3 separate regions of the Homo sapiens genome follow, and all the other regions are linked to region 3. Evidence: read pairs that join two places in POLR2A ChIA-PET (ENCODE). Cell type or tissue: MCF 10A. All regions are shown on one strand.

Region 1 (5,000 bases), 110 kb after region 3:
AAAAGACACTGCCAGCCACTTCCCCAACACTGTCTCTGTAGATCACGTCACTACTGTGAAACCTAAAGAACTGGCCTTTGAGGGATTTTTCAGATTTAGCACTTCAGCAGACTCAGGGCTGTCGCATGGTCCTGAGGCTCCTTGAGTATTGCTCCTGCCTGTTGGGCTTGTTCCACCCACTCGGCCTGGCTGCACTCAGACCACACTACCACGTCAGATCCCACACCCACCACAGGCAAGCCGGGCATGGAGTGGTGAGCGGTGTGTCAGCAAGCGAGCATGAGGTCTGGCCACTGTGCACAGCCAAGCACTCTGGCTGCTTTGGTGGAGTGGGCAGCTCCATGAGCTGGCATAGATGCCATCTCCATGCAAGGCCGTGGCTGGCCCAGATGCAGGTGCCTGCAGCAGAAGCTGCATGTGGTACATCTGGACAAGGGGAACATGGCAGTGCCTGGAAGCTTGGAGACACCAAGAACCACAGAGCCCCAAAGAGGGTGTCACAGCCTAGCTTGACAAACCCCTAGGTCTCCAGTCCTCAAAAAGCTGCAGCTTTTCTCTGCTTCTTGTTACTGGTAATGTGCAGAGTGGGAGGTCATGTTTCAGCCCTGTTCGTGTTACAGTTCTTTCAGGGGCTGGGACCTAAGTTCTTTTTGCAGGTAGCAGGGACCAGCCTATGTGCGTGAAGTGTGCAGGTGGAACACAGAGCACTCCACCCACCCAGGTGGATATCAGAGGATGGGCGTTCAGGCACTAGTGAGGCCCAACCCTCTCCCTCAGTGACATCTGCGTTCCTAATATTCTTTTTGAACATCTGAAATTCCACCAAATTCCTGCCTGTCATCTGGGAGAGACTCCTTGAGGCCAGGTGGAAATCACACCCAGGTGTCACCAGGATAATGATTCAATCTCTTCTGCACTTATTCCAGAGGGCAAGCCCACGACAGGATGAAATCCCAATGCTCTCCTGTGTGCCACGTTCCAGAAGCTCAGGTTCCCCAGCAGCACCTGGGGTTGTGGGAAAGTCTTTCCTGAGGCCAGCCTGGGGCATCTGGGATCAGGGGCTGCTTGCCTTTCTGGAGGGGCTCAGCTCAGGACTGAGGGGGATTCTGGGCTGGAACAGGAGTGCCTGAGTCCCGTCCAGATGGTGTCTATGAGCTGCAGGGGGCCCTCATGCCAGGTTCTTTCTTACATAGAGGAAACTAGGGTGACAAAATGTGACCAATGGGAGTTGGAGTTTACTCTTATTTCCAAGGAAGCCATGAGAGTCCTGTGACCCTGGAAAGAGATGGGGTCCCCAATAACTAGGGACATGGCAGTGAGTGGTGCAGCCCGGCTTCCTGTCCTCAAAGAGTTTCAGGCCCACTGTCCCTGGACAGTGACAACCCAGAGTGGGCAGCTCTGGGATGGGGGACAGACACAGGCTGCTTCTTTGGGAATTTTGATATGGGGTTTTAGTGGCCCCTGCTGCTTGCTGGGAAAATTCCCCACCTTGGAATTGTAATCGATTTCAGGAGAAATGACACACAGTTGCTCATGGATATAAAATAAATTTTATAACCAAAATAGAACCCAGTGTCAGCACTCCCCAAGAAGAAGGATTCAGGCTTGGTCCAGTGTGAAGCAAGTGGGCACTTAGGCAGGTGGCTTTGCCTATTTTTTGTGCATGGGCCCATGGTGAGGGTTGCTGCATGTGGGCTGGGTTTTGAGGGGTTCGAATGTCTTTCTGCTGTGCAGAGAGGGAGCACATGCTCTGCCCAGATGTGCAGTGGATGTGACTAAGGACTGGAAAGCTGATAATCTCCAAAACTGAATGTTCTTGCCATACAGGGAGATGAAAGGGCTGCTAGAAAATAGCTTATCTAACCCTTTGAGAAAATGTAAAGAAAAGGTTCCAACCCAGGTGTGTGTGACCGCAAAGTCTCAGGATTGCTGAGACAGGGGCTTTTGCATCCACGGAGCCCCGGGTTGGTCCCGCTGCCCTCCCTCCCACTCAGCCTGTGACTCCCTGGCTCTGTCATCATCTCCCTCTGCTGATTTCTCTTCCCAGCCTGACTCAGCTGCCCTGAGAGATCAGGACCAAGGCCAAGGACGGCCAGCTGGGCTCCTCCCTCCCCAGAGACGCCAACCCAACCCTGCCCTGAGGAATGTGCTTCTCCTTGGCACTGGCTGGTCTCCAGACCTAAATTCAACCCTCTTTTTAGCAGGCTGAATGCCAAGCCCAATCTCAGCGCCCCCAGGAAGGACCTAGGACTGAGGCTGTGAGCTCTCAACTTGTTTTTTTGGGGCAACAGGCCAGGGCAGCTAGCCAGTGATTTTAGGAAAGACGAGGTGAACCTGTGCTCAGAGGATTTTTTCCTCCCAGTGTTTAGTAACTGTTTGGCTGTGACTCACTAGGAAAAGCTCATATCACATTATTTATGGCTTACACACAGCCCAAAAGAAAGTTTAATTAAACAGACGAATAAGATACTGTAGCGTGCACATTCCTCTATTCTTTACTGATGCTAGTTTAATATCTAAGATACCCATGGTGACAAATAAATTGGTTCACAACCTGAAGAAGTGTCACAATCCCCATGTTGGAGATCACTGCTCTACCCTGCAGCTGCAGGACAGGGGAGGCCAGAAGTGAGAGTGAGAAATGGGGTCGGGGATGTGAGTGCTTATCTCATCCACCCATGAGAGCGAGTGGGCCTGCAGGACTCTGGAAATTGCATGAGTATTTCTGCTCCATCAGCCTCCTGCCTGGTCTCCTGCTCCCATCTCAATCCTCCCAACCAGCCTCCTCCCAACAGAAGGACACACGGACTTTCCTGAATCACAATCTGATCACTTATATTTCCTGCTTAGGGCCTGCCTGTAGCTCGGGTGCACTGAGAAGAAAGACCATTTCTCACCGAGGCTCATAAGGGGAGGTGGACAGGGGAAGCGATGGGTATGGTGGGAGCTTCCATGGCCTCCTTGGACTCCAGATCCTTTCAGCACCTCCATGTGTTCAGCAGCCAGGAAGTTCAATTCTTCTTGTTCAGGAGTTTTTAGGCTGGGCATGGTGGCTCACACCTGTAATCCCAGCACGTTGGGAGGCTAAGGCGGGTGGATCACCTGAGGTCAAGAGTTCAAGACCACCCTGGCCATCATGGGGAAACCTCATCTCTACTAAAAAATACAAAAATTAGCCGGGCGTGGTGGCAGGCACCTGTAATCCCAGCTACTCGGGAGGCTCAGGCAGGGAGAATTGCTTGAACCTGGGAGGGGGAGGTTGCAGTGAGCCAAGATCGTGCCACTGCACTCCAGACTGGGTGACAGAGCAAAACTCTGTCTCAAAAAAAAAAAAGTTTTTATACTTTGGTCTTTATCGCCTCCCCATCATCACCTTTCTTGGAGGTTAGTGGGTGACACCGAAGGTTCCTTCCCTCTAATCCTCAGATCTTTTGGTCTTTCTTCTGGTGACTGCCGTGATGCTGAGGCTACCTGGAGACCCTACCCTAAGTCATATTTTTAGCATGAGCTAATGCTGTGTGATCTGAAAGAGGCTCATTAGGAATAACAAAAGACACTCCTGTCACTCAGGATGTTCCAAGTTCAGCATCATAATAGGAAGAGGGCCAAAGAACACACATTTTCATATTACAGCACACCTGGTAAGCCATGGGTTCATCAGACTGGACCCCCCTTACTCTGCCAAATTTGCAGCACTCATGAGTTACCAATCCCAAGGGAGGACTCCCACTGCAGGGAGGATGGCAAAGGTCACCACTGCGCTAACCACCCGGAATAGGGGTCTGAACACTTCAGCCACCGCATCTTGGGCTGCACTCTGACTACACTGAGCGTGGTGAACAGAACACCCACAGCCACAGCCAGTTCGACAAAGCAGGTTAATTACTTACAGACAGGCAGCGAGGGACAGCGGAAGCCTAGGCTGCATGACTCACTGGTCCCCCGAGGCTCAGGAGCACGGCCCAGGGCAGATAGAGTCTCCCGTGCTTGCCCCACTTGCACCACAGCTGAGGACTCAGCAGTGAGCTCTGGGTTTTATATGTGGTGGACACGTCCTGGGCTAGTGTTACAGGAGACCCCCTCTGGAAGGGATGGGAATGAGGCCAGGGCTGTCCTGGGCAGTTTCTCTGTAGCTCAAGTTGTTGCATTCTCTGGGAAGAATAGAAACGAAGCCCGGGCACTTTCAGGCAGTTCCTCCTTTCTTAGGATGGTGCATTCTGATATAGTTTGGCTCTGTGTCCCCACACAACTCTTCTCTCAAATTGTAATCCCCATGTGTCAGGGAAGGGGCCTGGTGGGAGGTGACTGGATCATGGGGGCAATTTCTCTATTGTTGTTCTCATGATAGTGGTCGAGTTCTCACGAGATCTGATGGCTTAAAAGTGTGTGGCAGTTCCCTGCTCCCTCTCTTTCTCTCCTGCCATCATGGAAGATGTGCCTTGCCTTCCCTTCACCCTCTGCCATGATTGTACATTTCCTGAGACCTCCTTAGTCATGAAAAACTGAATCAATTAAACCTCATTCCTCTATAAATTATCCAGTTTCAGGTCATTCTTTATAGCACCATGAAAATGAACTAACACGCACTTCTAGTGCATTCTACAGTGATTCTGGGAACTCTGGGCAAGAAGAAAGGTGGGAAAGCCAGAGCCATCCAATGATTGTCTCCTGGTGCCCTCCTCCAGGAAGCCATTTCTGGTGCCCTGGGCACTGCTCCCAGCCTTGCTCATCCTGGGTCATCACTGTTTGGAGAGGTGTCTCTGTCCTCCCTGGACTATGAAAACCAGGAGGGCAGGACCTGGAACTAAGTCACAACTGTGGCCATAGAATCCACTAGCACAGAGGAAGTGCACAGGGTGTATTAAATGAATGAATGAAAAAAGTGAATTGACGATGAAAGCCCTATGTTCAGGGTGTGTCTCACTCAACCTGTCTGTCCTGTCATGGTGACTTGGTGAGACTTGTTGCCTGCAGGTCTCCAAACCTCCCTGTCTTCCAGA
Region 2 (5,000 bases), 91 kb after region 3:
AGATTCCTGTCTGTCACCTGGGAGAGGCTCCCTGAGGCCAGGTGGAAATCATACCCGGATGCCACCAGAATGATGATTCAGCCCTTTCCGTGCTTGTTCCAGAGGGGAAGCCCATGAAAGGAGGACAGCCAGTGCTCTCCTGTGTGCCACGTTCCAGAAGCTCAGGTCTCCCACCAGCAGCTGGGGTTGTGGGAAAGTCTTCCCTGAGGCCAGCCCCCGGGTGCCTGGGATCAGGGCCTGCTTGCCTTTCTGGACGAGCTGGGCCTGGGACTGGGGGGGGTTGCTGGGCTGAGACAGGGGTACCTGGGTCCAGTCTAGATGGTGTCTGTGACCTGCAGGGGCCCCTCATGCCAGGGTGCTCTTTACATAGAGGGAATAGGGTGAGAAAATATGACCAACAGATGTTGGAGTTTACTGTTATTTCCCAGGAAGCCATGAGAATCCTGTGACCCTGGAAAGAGACAGGGTTCCCAATAACTAGGGACATGGCAGTGAGTGATGCAGCCCTGCTCCCTGTCCTCAAACAGCTCTAGGTCCACTGTCCCTAAACAGTGACAACACAGAGTGGGCAGCTTTGGGATGTGGAATGCACAGGCGGCTGCTTCGGGAATTTTGATATGGGGTTTTAGCAGCTCCTGCTGCTTGCTGGGAAAAATCCCTCAGGGAATTGTAATGGACTTCAGGAGAAATGACACACAGGTGCTCGTGTATATGAAATAAGTTGTTGTTTTGTTTTTTGTTTGTTTTTGAGACAGTCTCACTCTGTCGCGCAGGCTGGAGTGCAGTGGCACGATCTCGGCTCACTGCAACCTCTGCCTCCCGGATTCAAGCGCTTCTCCTGCCTCAGCCTCCCAAGTAGCTGGGATTACAGGTACCTGCCACCACACTCAGGTATTTTTTTTTTTTTTTGTAGTTTTAGTATAGACGGGATTTTGCCATGTTGGCCATGCTGTTCTCAAACTCCTGACCTCAGGTGATCCACCTGCCTTGGCCTCCCAAAGTGCTGGGATTACAGGCGTGAGCCACCGTGCCCAGCATGAAATAAATTTTATAACCTGAATAGGACCCGGTAATATAGGAGTTAAGAAGAAATTATTTTAGGCAGATAGTGAAGGTAAGAAAGTCCTTGGTAAGGTTTTTCTTTTAATGAAAAGCACCCTCCAAATCATATACTTTTCCAACAAACAGCAGCCATTAAAATCAAGCCACAGACATAGAAAGGCAGGCTAGAAGCTTCCACAGGTGAATGCCAGCATTTGTGCCAATAGGAAAAGGCTACCTGGGACTAGGCATTTTCAAAATGGCAGCTCCATCTTCCCTTTTCCTTTCCAACCACATGCACAGTAGAAAGCAGATAACATGGCATCCACCAAGTGGAAAGTCCATTTGCATAATAAGATTAGGGTGGGGTGGTCAGCTTCTTCCAGCACTATGTAAATGTCACAGCTGATCCAACCAATCTGTGGGCCCTATGGAAATCAGATACCACCTCTTCAAACCCGTCTATAAAATCCAGTGCACTCTGCTGTAGGCTGGAAGTCCCATTCAGGTGCTGAGAGAGAGAGAGAGAGCTGTTCTTCTTTCTCTCTCTTTTGCCTATTAAACCCCTGCTCCTAAACCCACTTCTTGTGTCCATGTACTCGATTTTCTTGGTTTGAGACAATGAACCTTGTGTATTTACCCCAGATGATGACGCCACATTACCAGTGTCAGCACTCCCCAAGAAGAAGGATTGAGGCTTGGTCCAGTGTGAAGCAAGTGGGCCGTTAAACACGTGGCTTTGGCTAGTTTTTGAGCATGGGGCTATGGTGAGGGTTGCTGCCTGTGGGCTGGGGCTTGAGTGGTTTGAACGTCCTTCTGCTGCCAAGACAGAAAGCACATGGTGTGCCCAGATGTGCATTGGAGGTGACTGAGGAAGGGCTGGGAAGCTGACAATATCCAAAAATCTAATGTTGTTGTCATACAGGGAGATAAACAGGGCTACTAGAAAATAGCTTATCTGACCCTTTGAGAAAATGTAGAGAGAAGAGTCCAACCCAGGGCTGTTTGACCACAAAGTCTCAGGATTGCTGAGAGAGGGACTCTTGCATCCACAGAGCCCTGGCCCTGCCCCACTGCCCTCCCTCGAACCCAGCTTCTGACACCCCCTGCCCCGTCATCATCACCCACTGCTGTTTTCTCTACCCAGCCTGACTCAGCTGCCCTGACAGATGGGGACCAAGGCCAAGGAGGGCCAGCTGGGCTCCTCTCTTCCAAGAGATGGCAACTCCAGCCCTGCCCTCAGGAATGTGCTTTTCTCCCTGGCACTGGCTGCTCTCCAGGCCTAAATTCAACCCTGTTTTTAGCACAGAAAACCAGGCCAAATGCCACACCCAGTCTCAGCATACGAAGCACCTAGAACTGACACTGTGAGCTCTGAACTCTTTGTGTGTGTGGGGCGGGGTGAGGGGGAGCAACATGCCCGGACAGGTAGTCAGTGATTTTTAAGAAAGATGGAGGCGAGCTTATACCCAGAGGATTTTTCCTTCCAGTGTTTAGTAACTGTTTGGCTGTGACTTGCTAGGAAGCACTCATATTACATCAGTCCAAAAGAAAGTTTAATTGAACACTGATGAATAAGACACTGTGCCATGCACACTCTTCTATTTCTTTTGATTCTAGTTGAATGTATAAGATACCCATGTTGATGAATAAATTGATTCACAACCTGAGAGTGTCACAATCCCCATGTTGGAGATCACTGCTCTACCCTGCAGCTTCAGGAGAGGGGAGGCCAGAAGGCAGAATGAGAAATGGGGTCGGGGGTGTGAGTGCTTATCTCATCCACCCATGACAGCGAGTGGGCCTGCAGGACTCTGGAAATTGCATGAGAATTTCTGCTCCATCAGCTTCCTGCCTGGTCTCATGCTCCCATCTCAATCCTCTCACCCACCCTCCTCCCAGCAGAAGGACACACGGATTTTCCTGAATCACAATCTGATCACTTCTATCCCCTGCTTAAGACCTGTCTGTAGCTTGAGTACACTGAGAAGAACAGTTCTCACCAAGGCTCATAAGGGGAGGTGGACAGGGGAAGCGATGGGGATGGTGGGAGCTTCCCTGGCCTTCCTGGACACCCCATCCTCTCAGCACCTCCACATGTTCAGCAACTGGGAAGTTCAACTCTAGTTTTTCAAGAGTTTTTATAAAGTTTGGTCCTTATCTCCTCGCCATTGCCACTTTTCTTGGAAGTTGGTGGGTGATACTGAAAGTTTCTACCCTCTAATCCTCAAATCTTTTGGTCTTTGTGATGACTGGCATGATACTGAGGCTACCTGGGGACCCTTCCCTAATTCACATTTTTTTTTTTTGAGAGGGAGTCTCACTCTGTCACCCAGGCTGAAGTGCAGTGGCATGATCTCAGCTCACTGCAACCTCCGCCTCCCAGGTTCAAGCAATTCTTCTGCTTCAGCCTCCCGAGTAGCTGGGATTACAAGCGCCCACCAGCATGCCCAGCTAATTTTTGTATTTTTCGTAGAGACGGGGTTTCGTCATGTTGGCCAGGCTGTTCTCAAACTCCTGACCTCAGATGATCCACCCGCCTCGGCCTCCCAAAGTGTTGGGATTACAGGTGTGAGCCACCGCACCTGGCCCCTAAATCACATTTTTAGCATGAACTCAGCTGGTGTGATCTGAAAGAGTCTCATCTGGAAGAACAAAAGACATTCCTATCACTCAGGAAATTCCAAGTTTAGCTTCATGGTAGGAACAAGAGTCAAAGAACAAACATTTTCATGTTATAGCACACCCAGTAAGCCATGGGTTCATCAGATTGGACTCTCTTTGCTCTGCCAAATTGGCAGCATTTGTGAGTTACCAATCCCAAGGGAGGACTCCCACTGCAGGGAGGATGGCAAAGGTCACCACTGCGCTAACCACCCGGAATAGGGGTCTGAACACTTCAGCCACCGCATCTTGGGCTGCACTCTGACTACACTGAGCGTGGTGAACAGAACACCCACAGCCACAGCCAGTTCGACAAAGCAGGTTAATTACTTACAGACAGGCAGCGAGGGACAGCGGAAGCCTAGGCTGCATGACTGTTCATCTCTCTGTACGACAAGAACATTCAATTTTTGGATATTGTCAGCTTCCCAGCCCTTCCTCAGTCACATCCAGTGCACATCTGGGCATACCATGTGCTTTCTGTCTTGGCAGCAGAAGGACATTCAAACTGGTCTCCCGGGGCTCAGGAGCACTGCCCAGGGCAGATAGAGTCTCCCATGCCTGCCCCACTTGCACCACAGCTGAGGACTCAGCAGTGAGCTCTGGGTTTTAGATGTGGTGGACACGCCCTGGGCTAGTGTGGCAGGACACCCCCTCTAGGAGGGATGGGAATGAGGCCAGGGCTGTCCTGGGCAGTTTCTCTTTAGCTCAAGGTGTTGCATTCTCTCGGAGGAATAGAAACCAAGCTTGGGCACTTTCAGGCAGTTCCTCCTTACTCAGGATGGTGCATTCTTATATAATTTGGCTCTGTCTTGCCACACAAATCTCATCTCACATTGTAATCCCCATGTGTCAGGGGAAGGATCTGGTAGGTGATTGGATCATGGGGGCAGTTTTTTCCATGCTGTTCTCCTGATAGTGGGGGAGTTCTCAGGAGATCTGATGGTTTAAAAGTGTGTAGAAGTTCCCGGCTCGCTCTCTTTCTCTCCTGCCACCATGGAAGGCGTGCCTTGCTTTTCCTTCACCCTCCAGCATGATTGTACATTTCCTGAGGCCACCTTGGCGTGCAGAACTATGAGTCAATTAAACCTCTTTCCTTTATAAATTACCCAGTCTCAGGTAGTTTTTTTTAGCAGTGTGAAAATGGACTAATACACATTTCTACTGTATTCTACAGTGATTCTGGGAACTGTGGGCAAGAAGAGAGGCGGGAAAGCCAGAGCCATCCAATGCTTGTCTTCTGGTGCCCTCCTCCAGGAAGCCATTCCTGGTGCCCTGGGCGCTGCTCCCAGCCT
Region 3 (5,000 bases):
CCTAAAACTTGTTTGACCTTAGAACTTTCAAATATGTTAGAGAATAGATTTTCTAATAGCTTAAGCCTGCAGAGGAGGAGTGGGAGTAGACAGCTTGTCGCTGTGATGGCTGCCAGTGGCTGAAAGTGATTTGGAAGAATCATCACATTCTGGATGTAATGTAATGTTTTGGTTTGGTTTTTACAAATCTGCTATCAAATTGATGATGTGGCTCATACTTGGTAATGGTGTCAAGGAAATACAGTACATTAGAGCTGCTGCTCAGAGTGGAAAGGTGCATGTTAGGAAAGAGGTCAATTCCTTCAAAACACTTGTAAGTTTGTTTTAATACCAATTGAAATACAAATGGAATTTTCTTGGAGAAAAGAAAAAGTCTATTAATAAATTGAGAGAGAATTTCTATTTGGGTGCACCCATAGGAGAAAAATCCCATTGCATTCCATCTTTTCATCAGGGCAGCAATAAATATCATGACTAAAACACATCTGTCATAGAGTGTGTGAAATACATCTGAGATGAGACCCAGACTGCTGGTCAACACATCATAGAATGATTCTACAGAGGCAAAAAGCGTTCCGTCCTCTCTTAGAGGGAGATGAAAAGACGTTGGTAGACAAAATGAAGACCTAGTACTCACTATCACTCCTCCAGACAGGATGTGTTCTGCACTTTCCTGGTATGCCATTTTGTTCATAGCCTGAAGTCAGACTGTTGTTGGATGTATTCAGAAATTTCCAAAGCACTAATAAAAACAGGAAAGGATCAATCATGGGGACATTTGGAAACTTCCATTTTGACTGAACAAATGGAATCCACGTAGATATCCAGGATTACGACAAAGAAGATAAGCATTGTGGAAGCCATAAAGGGAGAAATCCAAGATTTATCTTTAACCTCAGTTGTCACAGGAAAGACAATGACCCATGGGCACAAGAGAAGCAGGAAATAAGATGGGATAAAGCTTGAAGACTTTTGGCTCCACTGATGTCTATAGAGAGCTTTCTGGGAGCTGTATGAAAACCAGCTTTACACCACAAAGCCAAGACTAGCAATAATATTCCATGCTTGTTATCTGCCATGTCTAAGAAGGCAATGGTTGTGTAAAGCATGTAAGTTAGAGCCCTGAACTACCCTAATTAAATGGGGTGTTCAGCCGTTTTAGCCTTGAGATCATCACTGTCAAAAAACAGCAATAAATAGATGACAGCAATAATGAAGAAAGCAGTCCCCTGTATTGAAGTTCTGCTCTGTGTTACAAAAAGAGCTTGGTTTATGGCTGTATTTCTTAGAGATGAGAGACAAAATATACAGACAATGGCCAGACCACATATAAAAACAGAACTCTGACCCATAACCTACAGCAGCCTGCCTAGGAAATCAACCCACTTTTCTACAATAAACAGCCCAGGAAGCCACTTGCTGTAAGTCACACTTGTAGGAAGTCAGACTTTCTCTGGTAACAATCCAGGAAACTAAACAGTAACTCCAGTAACAGTCAGCTCCAAATGGCCAGGACTTTATTAATAACTGACAACTTCCCAAATTTTTGTTCCTGTTTCTAACTTAGGAGCAACGTAGGAAAGCCAAATACGTACCCTAAACCAATCCCATAGGATGCTGTGCATCTAGTTAGCTATCCTCAGCTTCCCCATGCCAACAGCCTCCAATCAGGGAACATGCGAAAAAAAGGGTGATACCTTTTCCACTATAAAGCTTTCCTACTCCTCTGCTGGTCTTTGAGTCTCTCCCAAAATGGAAGTGATGGTGGCTGACTTCTTTGTTGTAGAATAGATAGCCTTTACTTTCTTATTTGGTTAGTCTTTGTTTTCACAGAAGTTATTGGCGAACTCCATTTATTAAAGTCATGGGTGCTGATATGGTTTGGCTCTGTGTCCCCACCCAAATCTTACCTTGAATTACCCCACATGTTAGGGAGGGACATGGTGGGAGGTGATTGGATCATGGGGGCAGTTTCCCTCATTCTTTTCTCGTGATAGTGAGTGAGTTCTCCTGAGATCTGATGGTTAAAAAGTGTGGCACTTTCTCCTTCTCTCTCTCCTGCCACCATGTAAGATACGCCTTGGTTCCCCTTTGCCTTCTGCCATGATTTTAAATTTCCAGAGACCTTCCCAGCCAAGCGGAACTGTGAGCCAATTAAACCACTTTTCTTTATAAATTACCCAGTCTCAGGCAGCTCTTCATAGCAGTGTGAAAATTGACTAATACAGGTGCTTTTTGAAAATGCAGTTTCCTGGACTCCCCACAGGTTTACAGAATCAGAATCTCTGGGAGTAAGGCCCAGAAATTTGCATTTTCATCCATAGCCCTAGTGGCTCTCATGCATACTAATATTGAGGACCAGTGTCCTAGAATATTTGGTGATTATCTTTCTCTGGCATTTGTATCACACCTATGTTCATCCATAGCCCTAGTGACTCTTGTGCATGCTAATATTGAGGACCAGTGTCCTAGAATATTTGGTGATTATCTTTCTCTGGTTTTCGTATCACAACTATGTTATGTGTATGAAATACCTAACTATCCCCACTTGTGTGTTTCAAAAGGTCCTTTTGCCTACAGGAGCAGGCTAAATCTCATGACATTCCCCACACTCAATCCTCACCCAGAATTCCTGAGCTCTGGGGAAGGTGCCATCTCCAGCCTGGTTTGCAAGCCAGAAACACAGGCTCTCTCTTACAGGGAAAATGAAAATACATTTTAAAAATGTGAATAACCCCCAAAATATCAGGTAAGGCACATAAAACAAAAATAAGGCGGCGTCAGTAGAAAACACAAGACAAAATGAAATGCAGCGAATCACTGGAAATGTTGAGGGAAGTAGCAGTTCTGGGTCAGGGGAGGCAGAAACAGCTACAGCTTGGGAGCTGTGGCCAGTGTGTTCTCTGAGAGGTAGCTATGCAGACCCAAGCTAACAGCCAACCCCAGAAACCTCAGCCTGATTCAGATTCACCTCAGGGTGAATCTGGTGACTCAGCCTGAGTGGGAGCAGTTTCACTACCCGACTCTCTGTGTAATTTAATCTTGTGTTTGCAGCCAATACCTAGCCAATACAGAAAATTAATGTATGGGAGGAGGCCAGCTGCTCTTGACATGGAAAGTTCAGATTATTTTCAAGCTTCAAGAAGGGAACCAGCGACAGGGATAAATGAATGAGTAGAGCCACTTACCAGCAAAAAGCGTTGGAATTTTTTCTATACCACTCCAGCCCCTCATTGCAGGGCTGCTGTAGAGAACTGATGTCCCCAGTTCTGCCCATCTCAGGTATACTCCAGGAGGCTCGCCGGCTGACAGCTTCCTTGCTCTGCCGCCTGTGTGAAGGGGCTGCCACTCTCTGTTCTCAGGTCTTGGTGACTGATGATGGGTCCATTTTTCCTTTTGTTGATGTTATAAGTGGGACTGTTAATTCTATTTTTGGATTGTTCATTTCCCAATCTTTTTTTTTATTATTATACTTTAAGTTCTAGGGTACATGTGCACAACATGCAGGTTTGTTACATATGTATACATGTGCCATGTTGGTGTGCTGCACCCATTAACTCGTAATTTACATTAGGTATATCTCCTCATTTCCCAGTCTTTTAAGACATACCAAATAATTTTCTCTGTGAGTGTGAGCTTACAGAAAAGAGCTCTCGTTGTCTTTCTGGCAGCAACACCGTTGATAATGCATTGCTGGCAATATCTACTTGTGGTTTTCTGTAAAAATGCTGTGAGTTTAAGGACATTTACCTAATAGTCTGACTGGGAAATCCTAGATTTTAGTAATTAAAAAAATACATTGCTTTGCCTCTAGCAAATAAGAACAATGTCTCTTTGCTGATTCAGATATATTGAATCTTTCCAAAGCATTTGCTTTAGTTAAAGCAATTTTTGATTAGTATTATTCTAATTAGAACAATTTTTAAATTTTTACAGATGAGGTTTCACTCTGTTGCACAGGCTAGTCTCGAAATTCTGGCCCCAAGGAATCCTCCTACCTCAGCCTCCTGGGTTGTGGGGATTACATGTGCTTGCTACTGAAGCGGGCCAATTAGTATTTTTTTAATGGACAAGTTATAATTGTGTGCATTTATTTGATACAATGTGATGTTCTAATTCATGTAACGGAGTTCTGGGAAAGTCATACCAACCTACAGTGGTACCTTTGTGGAAAGATTAAATCAAGCTAATTAACATACCCATTACCTTGCTTATTATTTTTAGTTTTAATAGAGCCAGTAAATCTTTTCACACTCGAATTTAACTTATATTAAATTATTTATATTGTACAACTTACACAAGTTAAATTAATTAACTTGTTTATCTTATATTAAATTAGGCAATTATAATAACTAGTAAAAATTTTATATACTGGTTTGGCATAAACTTAATTGATTGGAGTAAAAGTAGGCAAGGATTTGATTCTAAAATGAAGCCTTAAAATCTTGAGCTTTATTTTGACTATTTTTTTCTCATTATGTAAGGTACTTTATTATTTATTTTTAAAATAATTTTAAGCTTTAATTGAGCTAAGCCTATTCAGTAAGTTTTTCAGTATACCTAGAGAATAAAGGTTAATTGAGGCTGCAGTTAGGAAGATTTCTCTCTTTTTAAATTTTTATATTTTGTAGATATTTTGTAGGTATGAGGTGTCACTATGTTGCCCAGGCTGGTCTTGAACTCCTGGCCTCAAGTGATCATTTTACTTCTGCCTCTCAAAGTGCTAGGATTACAGGTGTGAGTCATTGCACCAGGCCAAGAAGAATTCTCTTAAAAGTCAATTTTTTTTTCTGATTGAATTGGTGGTTTCCAGTCCCTTCTTTTTTGTTGTTTTTTGTTTGTTTGTTTGCTTGCTTGCTTGATTTTTTTAGAGACAGAATTTGTGCTGTCACCCAGGCTAAAGTGCAGTGGTATAATCATAGCTCACTGCAGCCTCAAACTCCTGGGCCCAAGGGATCCTCCCACGTCAGCCTCTCAAGTAGCTGGGACTACATGCATGT

What was found. Peaks named below come from ENCODE experiments on the same cell type or tissue, not always from the same donor. Only the 100,000 strongest peaks of a DNase experiment are listed, where the experiment ranks them.
Region 1: POLR2A ChIA-PET joins it to region 3 with 5 read pairs; 1 of 35 experiments calls an interaction of 5 or more read pairs at or near these places.
Region 2: POLR2A ChIA-PET joins it to region 3 with 13 read pairs; 1 of 35 experiments calls an interaction of 5 or more read pairs at or near these places.

Annotation. Positions count from the first base shown.
Region 1 is chr19:46,220,013-46,225,012 of GRCh38, forward strand. No RefSeq gene overlaps it. Among named protein-coding and RNA genes, the nearest start is that of IGFL1, 7.2 kb to the right of the region's middle. In MCF 10A, no CTCF peak of the experiment used is centred here; DNase peaks (open chromatin) are centred at 2,199 and 3,973.
Region 2 is chr19:46,204,050-46,209,049 of GRCh38, forward strand. It overlaps a transcript of IGFL2 not described here. Among named protein-coding and RNA genes, the nearest start is that of IGFL2-AS1, 3.5 kb to the left of the region's middle. In MCF 10A, no CTCF peak of the experiment used is centred here; a DNase peak (open chromatin) is centred at 2,362.
Region 3 is chr19:46,112,628-46,117,627 of GRCh38, forward strand. It overlaps a transcript of IGFL2 not described here and the pseudogene LOC100533846. Among named protein-coding and RNA genes, the nearest start is that of IGFL3, 9.6 kb to the right of the region's middle. In MCF 10A, no CTCF peak of the experiment used is centred here; a DNase peak (open chromatin) is centred at 2,984.